Regions from separate parts of the Mus musculus genome. Here region 2 is linked to region 1. A link is a contact called in ENCODE Hi-C or POLR2A ChIA-PET data. All regions are on one chromosome and are shown on one strand. The core of a region is the stretch at or near the end of the contact, and the rest is flanking DNA. Distances in the headings are between cores, read along the strand shown.

What was found. Hi-C counts contacts between places; a loop is a spot of excess contacts on that map. ChIA-PET counts read pairs that join two places held with the same protein, here RNA polymerase II (POLR2A).
Region 2: a loop to region 1 is called in a map of Patski, with 1.9 times the contacts of the local background. The contact joins the promoter of Ocln here to the promoter of Gtf2h2 in region 1. A Hi-C loop is called at or near these places in 3 of 37 maps with a recorded cell type or tissue (Patski, T-helper 1 cell and left cerebral cortex). POLR2A ChIA-PET finds 5 or more read pairs at or near these places in 3 of 5 experiments (Patski and embryonic stem cell).

The regions. Positions count from the first base shown.
Region 1 is chr13:100,488,419-100,495,347 of GRCm38, forward strand. It overlaps Gtf2h2 (general transcription factor II H, polypeptide 2), which reads right to left and starts at 4,191. Exons shown (of 16, transcript NM_022011.4): 1 at 4,039-4,191; 2 at 1,658-1,746; 3 at 1,065-1,142; 4 at 718-754; 5 at 431-517. The coding sequence starts at 1,713.
Region 2 is chr13:100,550,049-100,556,977 of GRCm38, forward strand. Ocln (occludin) reads right to left here and starts at 2,670. Exons shown (of 9, transcript NM_001360536.1): 1 at 2,516-2,670.

The DNA.
Region 1 (6,929 bases), core at 2,941-5,440:
AGCTGCACCACAGGGAAGAACGTCGCCCACACTAAGACTCCCACCCCTCTGCACTCAGCACTCAGCACTCTGCACTCTGCACTCACTCCCAACCAGCCTGGAATCTTGCTTGTCCCAGGCCCTGATTTCCCCTCCTAGCCTTGCTCTGATGCCCCAAAGGGAGACCCAGATTCCGGACTCCCCGCCCCAGACTTTGCCCAACCCTCCTTGAGCTGATTTATCTGTGTATCAGCTGTGTCCAGATACAACCAGCAGAGAGGCAGAACACGGGACCAACATTTCTACTCAGTTAACATTTGTTACTAATTGGAAAAAAAAGCAAAACAAAATTTCCTGTACTCTTAAACTGTTATATAATATATATTTTTACTTATACATATGTATATACCCTTTCCCTACATTTAGCACAAACTTAGGGAGTCTACTATACCTTTAAAGTGCAAGTCAGTCTATTGGGCTTTAAATCCTGATCTTCCATTGTTCTCGATCCATCCACCACCACATACAGGTGGCGCATCTACCAAAAACAAGGAGAAATGTCCAAGTACATTTTTGAGGAAGAAGCAAAATTATTACTTACTATTCAAATATTCTAGGCATAAGTTTTAAATCTATTCGTTTAAAAGGTTGTTGTTTCACTGTTTATTCTGTCAAGTCAGAATATTTCTCTGATCCAAACTAGTTCTGCACAAACTAACAGAAAAATTCCTAACATACCATTCCAAGTCGGACTTGTCCATGGTGCTCAAACACTCTGTTAAAATTATAAAAAAACAGTTAATTGAACATCACAGCTACCAAAACTCAATAAAACAATCTGTGTCTTTTTCATTAATTATTAACTTTTGAAATACATAAAACTAAAGGCATCATGGGTAGTCTCTGGAGACCACTTTTCTTGGGGGCAAGGGCTACTTGCTAGCTCTTTACCCCTAGTCAGACAATTGTGGTAAGCTTCCCTAAGCACACAGTTAAAAAGAAATATGAAGGACGGTCACAGAGGGACAGAAAGGCTTCGAGAACCTCTTTTCCTTTTGTAACTCTTTCTCAAAAGCAGCTCATACCTTTTCCTCTTTGCCTTGAAGAGAATATCTTCTATTGTAGCTTTAAGTGATCCAGTTTCATCTTCTTTAAGAATTTCCCTGAAAGCAATATTTATTAGTTTGAAATAAGCTAAAAATACTAATCCAATAAAAAGTAAAACATACAAAGATCTGTATATGTATGTTCGCAGCAGCACAATCCATAATAACAAAAAACTGGAAGTTGATGAAAACATCTCAAATGCTGAATGAATGCACAAAATGTAGCATAAGAGTATAGAGATATTCTCCAGCAATTACAAAGGAGCACATTCAACATGAAGGAGCTGTGAAATTTACATCAAATGGGCAGGAAAGGTGATCTGTAGGTCATGACAGTGTGTACAGGTGGTGGGGACGGAATGAGTATAAAGGCACTTACTGCCCTCATTTACTGTTCTAAAAGTAGTTTATGGCAAGAGTTATACAAAACAGTAAATATTTTTCAAAAGAATTTCACTGGGTTGTCAACTGAGATATATTGAATTTTAATACACATGAAACACACTTTAATAAAACTGAAGTTAAAGAGAAAGAGACAGTATCTACAGCACGGCCAATTACATCTAACTTACCAGGTTCTCTCATAGCCTCCTTCCCACCGCTTGGTTCTCTCAGGTTCTTCATCCATGGTGCTTATAATGATATATATGCTTATTCAACTCTGTAAAAAAAAAAAAAAAATAGATCACCAATTAACCTAATTACTTAACAGTTAGGGACAAAGTTTAAAATATCAGAATGCAAGGTCATTTTATTCTTGCAGTGTATTCAGTAACTATTCTATGAAAATACAAAATTCTCAGTTGGGCAGTGGTGGCACAAGCCAGCATGGTCTACAGAGCGAGCTCTAGAGTGAGCTCCAGAGCAAGTTCCGGGACAGCCAAGGCTACACACAAAGTAACCCTCTCTCAAAGAAAAAAAAAAAGTCAGAAGATTAGAGACTAGTCCTAAGGGGCTTTTTATGAAACCTGCTACAATATAACGTTATTAATTAAATTCTGTATATTTCCCACGGAGTCATCATTTGCCTCAGAAAACTTGATCGTTTGTCTTTAAAAGGTAAAAATACCTCAGACTGGCAAATGCTTACTCAGCATCCTATCCTCCATGTGCAAGAATAGCTGTCAGCCCAGACAGTTCCTATCTGAAACCGCAGACAGGGAACTAAAGCCAGAACGTTATTCCCTGAGCCTCTCATGCTGATGCACCCTTCCCTCTTCAAGCCCAGACTGGGCTACACAATGAGACTCAAGCCCCTCAAACACCACTGTGAACATAAAAGTAAAGTTCTGCCTGGACATGGTGGAACTGATGGGAGGTGACTCGGAAATAAAAGATAAAAGACAGGTATCTGTAGAAGCAGGACTGGCTTTTTTACTCAGAAACAGGAGGGCAGAGGCAGGTGGATCTCGAGCCCAGTCTGGTCTACTAACAGAGTCTAGGACAACCAGGGCTCTGTTACACAGAGAAACTCTGTCTCGAAAACCAAAAAAGTAAAAAAATTAAAAGGATGAGCCCTTAGAAGAGGGAACAAAATACCCATGGGAGGAGTTAAAGAGACAAAGTTCGGAGCAGAGACTGAAGGAATGACCATCCAGAAACTGCCCCACCTGGGGATCCATCCCATATACAGTCACCAAACCAAGATACTATTGCAGATGCCAACAAGAGCTTGCTGACAGGAGCCTGATATAGCTGCCTCCTGAGAGGCTCTGCCAGTGCCTGCCAAATACAGAAGTGGATGCTCACAGCCATCCATTGGACAGAGCACAGGGTCCTCAATGAAGGAGCTAGAGAAAGTACCCAAGGAGCTGAAGGGGTGTGCAAGCCCCCTAGGAGGAACAACAATATGAACTAACCAGTACCCCCAGAGCTCCCAGGGACTAAACCACCAACCAAAGAGTACACATGGTGGGACTCATGGCTCTAGCTGCATAGGATGGCCTAGTTTGTCATCAATGGGAGGAGAGGCCCTTGGTCGTGTGAAGACTCTAAGCCCCAGTATAGGGGAATGTCAGGGCCAGGAAGCAGGAGTGGGTGGGTTGGTGAACAGGGGAAGGGGTAGGAAATAGGGGGTTTTCGGAGGGGAAACCAGGAAAGGGGATAACATTGGAACTGTAAATAAAAAAAAAATAATAATTTTAAAAAATAACAAAACTATGAGCCTGGCTGTGGTGGAGCACACCTTTAGTCCCAGCACTCGGAAGGCAGAAGCAGGCAGATCTCTAAAGTTCAAGGCCACCCTAGTCTACAAAGTGAGTTCCAGGACTGCCAACACTACACAGAGAAACCATCTCCAAATTAATTAATTAATTAATTAAAAATAAATAAAATTTCTGTTCAGGATGAGCAGAGTGGAATACACCTGTGATCCCAGCACACGTGTGTGCGTGTGCACACACAGTTCGCATAATATTACTTTTAAGCTTTTTAAATGTTGCTCCACCGCATCAACATTTGCTTTATATTTTACTCTTCTATTACTCTCTTAAATTCAGAGAAAATGAGAAGCAACGAGTAAACGCCGCACACTTTTTGGCTGGGTATACGGGGCCTCTTTATGATGGAGAATCCAACCGGGGAGAAGTTAGAAGTCCCCACGCCGCAGCCAGATCACCCGTTTCTTAGACTTTCCGTCATCACACCCAGCCGCCCCGGGAGATGCTCACGGTGAGCTCCTCGCGTGCACCCGCGAGCCGCAGCGCGCATGGCCACTGCGGAGGCTCTGCCTCGCCTTACCCTGCCTGGCCCGAGGTCAAGGGTGATTTACTGTCCCCCGTGTTCAGAGAGGGACAGCTCGGGGCTGCAAACTCGCTTCGGGCCACACAGACTCACGGCAAACGGCAGCCCTGCAGCGAGAACTTTCCTCAGGCGGAAGCTGCCGCGCTCCCTGCACACGCCCCCACCCCCTCCGCCCTCCAGGTCCCCCCCGAGGCCAACCCGGGCTTTGCACCTCGGTCCTCAGCTCCAGGCTTCTTCTCCTGTCCGCCTCACTCCAGCCCTCCACAGCCTCAGGACCCCGCAGGTCTCCTCGCGTAGACCCACCAGCCTCGACGAGACGACCCTCACCGGAAGTACCGGCAGTCTGAGTGCGCCGCCAAAATTCTTCCGCAGCGCGCTGGAGCCACGGGAAAAAAAAAATGTTCCGGCGGCAGAGGGCAGCTGCTGCCAGAAGAGGGAGCTAGGGAGCAAGTGGTGCCCAAGAGCGTAACTGCCTTCCAGTTCACCAATATTTCTGCTGTGGGGTGCATTTCTATAGACCAAACAGCTAAAACTACAAGTTCTGGATACGTTATACATGCGTTTAGGGAGGTTTTTTTTTGTCCGTGGGTTTTGTTTTGTTGGGTTTTGTTTAGTATCTGGATGTTTTTGCCTGCGTGCATGTCTGTGCACCATGTTCGTGCCTAGTTGGGGCAGGGGACGGAAGATGGCATCTGATCCCCTGGAACTGAAGTTACAGATGTTTGCTATCTGCCATGTGGATGATGGAAATCAAATCCGGACCCTCTGGAATAGCAACAAGTGCTCTTAACTGCATAGCCATAGCCCCACCTGCCGCCCCACCCCCACGAGCGCCAAGCATGCTCTTTAACCCAAAAATAAGAGGATTCCCCCAATAAAATAAAAATACATCTAAGCATATTTGTGAATAGAAGTAAGACACATTCGAACTTTTCCCACTCATAACTTTGGCTCTGTAAAATAGTCTTAGAAACTAAGACTGAGCTAGGAAGACGAAGGGCACCATTCTCTGACTTTTTTTTTTAAAAAACAATTTTCCTGCTAAGTCACTCACTCTCTTCTGTAGTTCTCTTGAACACAAGGAATGGCAAGACTGATCTGTAAACATCCTTATGACGTGGAACCGAGACTACTCCCAAGCAAAGAGCAAGCCTGGCAGGACAGATCACCTCCCACATGAGGGCAACTACGTATGGTGGGGAGGCTGAAAGCTGGCGCTGGGGTAACTACCTCGCCATAAACAGTCTGCCTCGGAGTAATGACATCACTAGCAAGGTCTCCAGAAACCCTTGCGAAACAAGGCCTTTGTTGGCATAAGTGATCAGACCCATGCCTTGACCAGATCACCTGACCAGACCACAGGCTCTGTCATCTATGCACACCACAAGCCCCTCCCATTTCCCTTTTCTATAAAATGTCAAAGTTCATCTCAGCCCCTCGAAGACAGACTTGGTATATGCAAACCCCTTTATCTGTTTTTCTCATCATGGCCACCTTAATAAAACCCTTTTCTCTGTCATTCATCATTACGTGTCTCTTTGGCAAACTGAGACGCGTGGCCAGACAAGTCTGCTAGGACTGCTGGAACAGGGGGTTTTTATTAAAACTTTGTTAACAGGGTACCAAAGCAAAACAAAATGTGCACAGAAATCATGGTAGTCTCAGTATAACTATGACTAATATTCCAATCACATATAAAGTAACAATAAAATTATCTTACCTAGTGAAATACCTTTTCAAGCTGTGAAACTAAGAACAACCGTAAAGAAAGAATTGAATAAAACCTGGGTGTGGTGGTACATACCGATTATACCAGAACTAGGGAGATTGAAGCAGGATTACAAGCCCAAGACTGGCCTGGGCTGTATTATAAGACCTCGTGTAAGTCCCTCTCTATTCCTCTCTCTTTCCCTCTCCCTCCCTGAGTGTGGTGTGTGTGTGTCCATAGCTGGCTGGCACAATGAAGTTAGAAAATCTGGGAACAGCTTGGGTAGTGTAACTGAAATACAAAAAGCGTTTAATTTGAAAGGCTGCAAGAAAGTGAGCCTTAACAACCCAATACTTTTTTGTTTTGTTTTTTGTTTGGTGTACACGGGGTTTCTTTGTGTAGTCCTGGCAATCCTAGAACTAGCTCTGTAAATTAGACTGGCCTTGAACTCACAGAGATTTGCCAACCTTAGCCTCTGTTAGGGTTAAAAAAGATTTAATTAGGGCTGGTGAGATAGCTCCGTGATTAAAAGCACTGGCTGCTCTTCCAGAGATCCTGAGTTCAATTCCCAGCAACCACATGGTGGCTCACAACCATCTGTAGTGGGATCGGACGCCCTCTTCAGGCAGGCGGATGTATATGCAGCAGAGCACACAGACATTAAATAAAAATTTTAAAAAAGACCTAGTTAAGCAGGTGGTGTGGTGGCGTGTGCCTTTAATCCCACCACTCGGGAGGCAGAGGCAGGCGGGTTTCTGAGTTCGAGGCCAGCCTGGTCTACAAAGTGAGTTCCAGGACAGCCAGGGCTACACAGAGAAACCCTGTCTCGAAAAAAAAAAAATTAGTTATGCATACTCTATCTGCATGTACACCTGCATGCCAGAAGAGAGCATTAGATCCCATTATGGATCCACCATGTGGTTGCTGGGAATTAAACTCAGGACTTCTGGAAGAGCAGCCAGAGTTCTTAACCACTGAGTCACCTCTTCCGCCCTCATCCAAATGCCTCTAAGTTGAAACCAAATAATAGAGCAAAATACTCGTTTTAAATTTCTATGACTAGGGTGTAGACAAGTGTGAGACCTGGGTTTCGTCCCCAGCACCACACACACATATGAAGTGGAAACTTAAGGGTTCTTTGGAAAGTCAGTTATGTTGGATGGCATTTTGCTGGGGCAAACACATGATGGAGTGTTTTCCTAAAGCAGACAGGTAAAGGAACCTTTCACTGAAGCAGACACGAGAGAGAAGATGCTCTGCTAAAGCAAGCGCATGAAAGGACACATGGTAAAGGAGTCTTTGCTAACGACACGCATGTATTGGTCTGCCTTTACACTGCGTAGTTGAGCTCCTTTTGTTGGGACTCCATAGAGAGAAACGCACGAAGAGACTTC
Region 2 (6,929 bases), core at 1,420-3,919, 60 kb after region 1:
ACTTTCCTTTTTGAGACAGGGATCTCATTATATAGCTCTAGATTTTTTGGAACTCATTTTGTAGACCAAGCTGACCTTGAACTCACAGAGATCCATCTGTGAGATCCTCTGCCTCCCAAGTTCTGAAACACTATGCTCCGCCCCCAGTGAGCATCTTGATGTTGCCAGGCACATCCCCAAGTTCAGTTCACAGTTCAAACATAGTCTCAGGGATGCTCTCCAGACCACTCAGGAGTTTTCTTCCATACCTGACCCCAGGGGGAACAAGAGAGCTCCACAAACACTCATAAATGTCTTGAACATCACCTTCCCTGGTCACTCTACTGGTCCTTAGCGTTACATGCTGGGTTAATAAGGTTGATGCTCCATGATGCTAATAACTTGCGACTTAGTCTGGCAGTGGAGATCTTAAACTACACAAATGAATAGTAAATGTATCAAATTGAGGTCAGCCAAAGTCTGTGCTTGCTACATTCCCAGATAGGAGGAGGAAAGTCAACAGCAGAGGCATTCCTTCTAACTTCTTAGAAAAGCAGAATAAACGACCCTGTCCCAAACTACAAGACACAAGTACCTCAGGGAATAAAACAAAAACAAAAGAAAACAAATAAACAAAGCCAAGGTGCTCCAAAATTCAATAGCCAAGAAAGACTAAAAAACAAAAATACAAGTTTGCTTGGGGGTTGGGAGTACACAGCTCAGCTTTAAGGTCCTTAGAGCTGAGCCCTAAATTGTATTCCCCAATGTGTAAAACTGTTCAATGTGTAAATGATACTTAGTCATTTCTATTTTAAAGGTGGAAGTGGTACAATGGGCTGGTTTGATAATTGCCTCGGCTCGCTATAGTAGTTATTTTCTCTGAAATTCTCTACAGTTAACTACTCCTTGTGAGTTTGCTTAAGTTTTCTGTATCCTGCCTTCTGTAGATTTTTGAAGCTTTGCTGAGATTCCAACCTTAGCCTACCCCCCCCCCTTCCCCAACCTTTAAAATAGAGTTCTGGTAGGATTTACCTTTCACAAAGATGCTCATACTTTCTAAGTTGCCTGGAAGCTGCTGGAATGTGGACTGTGCCCACTCCCTACTTAAGTCTATCTGGCCAACCTCGCCATTCCATTGCCTAACAAAGAAAGCACTAACAACTAAGATAAATCCAAACGAAAAAAGAAAAGAAAACCACCAACAGTGGAAATTTAAGATTTATACATACGGCGCAAAGGAACTACAGTTATACTCAGGGATATGTAGTTGAACAACGCACGAACCACTGAAAGCGTCACCAGAAAGCGCATTACTGAGAGGCATTCCTCTTTTCCGGTGATCCCAACAACACACCTGTTGTATATGAAAGCCACGCATTGCTAACCTGCCTGGAAAGCTGCCTTCTCCCCGCCCCAGGTAATTCCCCTAGTGGCAGTTTGCCCGGTGAGCCCCGGGCAGGCCCGAGGATACCTCCGCTCCCGCTGGAACCCCGGTTACTCCACCTGGGTCGAAAGGGGCTCAGAGTTGTTCCAGCGCCAAGATGCAGAGGCCATTTTGGTCCCCACCCATTTGTCCCCGCATACTTCCTCTGATGCAAGGCCACTCGCCGCTAGACTCGCGGGGCCGACTTTGCCCAGGAGGTCTGCAAAGTGGACCGCCTATACAGGCTGCGGGTCCCCGAGACCGTGCGCCCCACCGCAGCTTTGCGCTCGGGAGCCGCCAGGCCAGAGCAGGGCAGCAGAGCAGGCCCTGCCCCGGGGCAGGTCCCCGGCCCGCGGTCACGGATGAGAATCCACCGCGTGAGCAGCTTCCCTCGAAATCCAGCCTCACTCGAAAAGAACACCAAAAGCTGAAATCAACAAGGACGCACGCACCGCCCCCTGTTCCAAACAGCCAGAATAATACACTCCACGACTCTGGGGACGCTGCAGAGGACCCCCGGCCTCCCTCCTGGGATGAATTACCCAAAAGAGCGGAAACCAGAAGGGCCACAGGGATCTTTATCGCCCTGCGTCGCCCAGCACCAGCCCTAACTAGAGACCCCGAGTAACCCACAGATCTCCAGCGCCCAGTTGAGCGCTGGATCCGCCCCCGACGCTCCCGCCTCGGCAAAAGTAGAAAGTAGCTCGGGCATTTCTGGTGGACAAGGTTTCGCCCGCGACTCCGAGAGAGAAAGGGAGCCCCCCAGATCCTCCCGCGCTGCGCTCAGGCACACGCGCTTCTCTGGTTTCCGTGAGAGCCGAGTCCAGGGCGAAACTGCCACCGAAACTGGCTCCGCGTGCCCTCCCCGCGCCTCGCCTCCCAGCCCCGGCGCGTCACCCTGGGGGACCCCGGGCACCGCACCTGCCTCGCACCCACCTTGGCGGCCGGAATCCCAAGGTGCTCACCTGGCCGGTGCACCTGCCGCCGCCCGCGCTGCCAATCCACAGTTCAACTGAGCCAGGAGGACCGTCCTCCGCTTCCCCCACCCCCTACCCCCGGGCATGCGCACCAATTTCTGGCCGAACCCGCCCGGGGCTGTGCGCTGGGACCCACCTGCCGAGCCCCTAGCCGGTTGCTCCGTGCGCTGGACCGCTCTCCCGCAACTCCACCGCTGTCGCCTAAGGAAAGAGGGGCCGGGAGGTGGGCACTAGCGACGAGGTGTGGCGTGGCCAGCCTCCTCCCTCGGTGACCCATTCACCTGAAACTCCGATGGGAGGGGGAGGGAGCGACGGAGAAGGAGGCGGGAGGACCGGGCAGGGCTCACCACCCAGAGCAAGCCGAGTTAAAGGAACAGCACCGACGTTGCCTGGAGAGGGGCGGGGGCGTGCGGAGAGAAGGGTCTCAAGATCGTGGAGGCAATGGGGTGATCCTAGACCATTTTGGGTGTGCTCGGAGATACGCCTGCTTCAGGGCCCCTGTGGGGTGTTGGTTCCGGGAGGAGAGTCAGAGGTCAGGAGGGAGCTGTTGTGCTGCTACTCAGAGAGGGTCCAAGGGCGCCTGGAGGCTGATGAGAAGGTCTGAGTTCTCTTCCTACTGTGTTCTGCTGCCAGGTTTGATTAAATGTCTGGTGGAAAACAGTACCCGATGCTTGGTCCAGCGAAAGAGTGGACTTTTTTCAGAAGTGCTTATTACTAGCACCTTCCGATTCAGAGGATTCGGAAAAAGACTACCCTCTGGTCTGGAGTGGTTAAAATGAAGAGAGATTACTGTAGCTGTGTGAGTCACACGGAATCCCCAGGCCACAGGGTCCTTGTCCACGCATGCACGAAACGTAACTACGGTGTGATTGAGGCTACTCTAAAGGGATTTAAAGCCGTTTCGGTATTCTTTCTTGGCTCAAAACAAAACAAGCAAAACCAATCTGGTTGCTAAGGGTTGTATTTTTTTACTCTGTCTATAACTCTGTTGTTACAGACTTGTGCGTGTGTGTGCGATTTTGTTGTATTTCATATTCATTTTACTCTACGATATAGAGATTTTAGTTCTTGTTAGTTAACTATCTGCACCGAAGATAGTTAAATTTCGCAAGCCCTGCTTCCTTTTGTGTTCCAGTCCTGAATGTCTGCATTGCTAATACATCTTAGTCCAATCCCATGCTCCTTTCTGCCTTTAAGTAGCTACAGGTGTGGTTCTCCTTTGCATTAAATCTTAAAGCACAATTCAGTACTTCCGGAAGTAAAAATTTAAATGATGACAGCCTTAATAGATTCTTAATCTAATTAGTAATCTTTCATGAAGTCATCGCTATAATTATTTCAATGTGACTGTAGTTTTTGATTGATGTAGATTAAATTGATATTCACCCCAAGGAAGCCAGGTTAATCCTCTTAATGTTAGCTGCCGGATTGCTAATATTTCCAAACGTTCCAACTCGGATTATAATTACACAAGGAAACATTTTTGTAAACACCTGACTATTATCTTATTGAGTATTTCGCTCTGTTTTGAAGAGGATCTCATAGGTTTGGAGGTGGTGGTGGTGGTGATAGTGGTGTTTTTCCTATTTAAAAATAAATATAAATTGACTGGGGATGCATCTTGTCCCCAGAACACCTCCCTGCCATGTTTGAAGCCTTAGGATTTCATCCTTAGTTCATATACCTTGCCAAGTGTATTCCTGGGGCCTGGAGAGACGGCTCAGTGGTTAGACACAGTAGCTACTCTTCTACGGGCTTCTCCTCTAGTTGTTCAATTCCCAGCACCACACGGTAGCTAATAAACCGTCGTAACTCCAGTTCTGGAGGGTATGACACCTTCTAGCCTCCTTGTGCAGTAGGCACACAAGTAGTACATAGACAATACATACAAGCAAATTACCTGTACACTTAAGATAAAAATTGTTATTTAAAATATAGTGTGTGCTTAATATTTTTTTTTGCAGTTGCAAGGTTGTATAACCATTGTTACCATGTTCTAATTCCAGAGCATTTTCATTTGAAACCCAATATGTATTAATAGTCATTTTCTGTTTCCAGCCCCTGACTTTTTCTTTTCTTTCTCTCCCTCCCACCCCCCCAAGGTTTCTCTGTAACAGTCTTGGCTGTCCTGGAACTCACTTTGTAGACCAGGCTGAGCTCAAACTCACAGAAATCCATCCGCCTGCCTCTGTCTCCCAAGTGCTGGGATTAAAGGTGTGCACCACTACTGCCTGACTTATTAGTGTATTTTCTATCTCGGTTGACTTGCCTATTCTAGACACTTTATATGAATGGGTAACGCCATCCATGAGTTCAGTGTGTCTGGCTTTTACTTAGCATGCTTTCTTCTCAAGATTCACCCATGCCAGCCCATGTATTTAGTACCTTAGTCTTTTTTATGAGTAGTATTTCATTGCACAGTTATACCACATTTTATTTATCATTTTACCAGTTGTTGGAAAATCGAGGTTGTTTCTCCTTTGGGGCTGTTCTAAAGACTACTATTTGTGAAAATTCATGCATAAGTTTTAGTATGAACATACATTTTCAAACTCTGTTTTTTTGGTTTTGTTTTTCGAGACAGGGTTTCTCTGTGTAGCCCTGGCTGTCCTGGAACTCACTCTGTAGACCAGGCTGGCCTAGAACTCAGAAAGCTGCCTGCCTCTGCCTCCAGAGTGCTGGGATTAAAGGCGTGCGTAAGATTTTGAGTAGACATTTTTTGTCATTTCAAGATGATAATATGTGTATAATACTTTCTCCTATTCCCACTCTAAACTTGTACAGAAAGGCACCTTACATCTGAAGGAAGATTATTTATTGTAATGTATTTACAACCTTCCTGCCTCTACCTCCCCAGTGCCACATTACAGCTGCACCACGCCCTCCTATTTGCTTGGCCACATCCATCTGTCAAGAAGACGGCTTCTTCCTCTTTGTCATCTTCTTTCCCTCCCTTCCCCTCCCTTCTTCCTTCTCCTCCTCTTCCTCCTCCTTCCAGTTTTCCCAGCTGTGTGTCTTCCAGGGGTGGGGATTGAACCGAGAGCCTTGCGCTTGCTCATGTCCCTGCTCTGCTGCTGGACTACATTTCCAGCCAGGAACTAGTTTTCTAAATGCTTGCTCTGCTCAGAGCAGCGACACCCCCACTGCCATGAGACCTGCCTTCTAGTGACTACTTAATAGGAATTCCAGGTTTAAGAAGATAAGTCGAGCTATATGAAATTGGCAGTAGGTGGTCATTTTCCATTGTAAAAATGTCAGCTTCTTATGTTTTCTGTTAAGATACTGTATACTGTTTCCATTTGATTCAGATTACTTTTTCAAATAATATTATGATATGGAAAGATCTAAACCTGTGGTTTTTCACAGCTTCTAATATTGTGCTGACAAGGTGTCTAGGGAGAAAACCCAGTCTAAAGCACATCACTCCTCAATACTAAAACAAAACAAGTTGTATGCTAAAGGACACCATGATCAATTTATTCACTTATATAATCGTAATTTGTAGCAAATACTTTTCTAACCAAAGAATCCTTTTTGGCAACTCACACTAGTTTGGTCGTATTATCCACTCTTGAATATTAAATAATGTTCAATTAAAATTCATTCTATCCCAAAACAAAGCAAGTTTTTTTTTTAATTAGAAGATCCATACTTAGATTTGTTTTTTTTCAAATCACTAAGATTTAAAAACAAAGGCTGACCAACGACAACAATAAAAGTTGAGTGTTATGGAGCACAGCCTTAACCCCACCACTCTAGAGGCAGAGGCAGCAGGCAGAGGCAGAGGCAGAGGCAGAGGCAGAGGCAGAGGCAGAGGCAGAGGCAGAGGCAGAGGCAGCAGGCAGCAGGCAGAGACAGAGGCAGCAGGCAGCAGGCAGCAGGCAGAGGCAGAGGCATATCTCTCTGAGCTCAAAGACAGCCACTGCTACACAGAGAAACCTTATCAGATCTCAGTGTTGCCCCTCAGTAAAACCTTCACCACATTTGGAGTCATAATAAATAGTACTTTCTTTAGCTGCTCCAGAGGCTGAGGCAAGATGATCACAAGATCAAGGCCTGCCTAGGCAACCTAATGAGTCTCTCCGTCCAAAAGTAAAAGCAGAGATGAGAGAGGTGGTAGGGCTCCTTGGAGCTCAGGACAGCCTGAAACTTCCTATGTATCTGACTTAAGGCACTTGCCACCAAACCTGACAACCTGAGATGGAACCTTGGGACCCACGTGGTGAGAAGAGAGATCCAACTCCCACAGCTTGACCTCTGACTTCCACACAAGCCCGGGCATGAGTGTGGGCATACGCATACCGAGAAAATAAATAAATATAGTTTGTAGGGAGTAAAATCAGGGCTCGGGATATATTTCAGTGACAGGATGCTCACCAATATTCATAAGGCCCTCTCTCCTCAGCATTGCATGAAAAATAAAAATAATATTAGTGCCCTATTATAATTTGGGGAAGCATGCCCCCCAAAACATACTGTATTCCGAGGCATCAAGCAAGTCTCAGTAAAATGACAAGTTATTACCATCTCCATGAAACCATTCTAGTTGA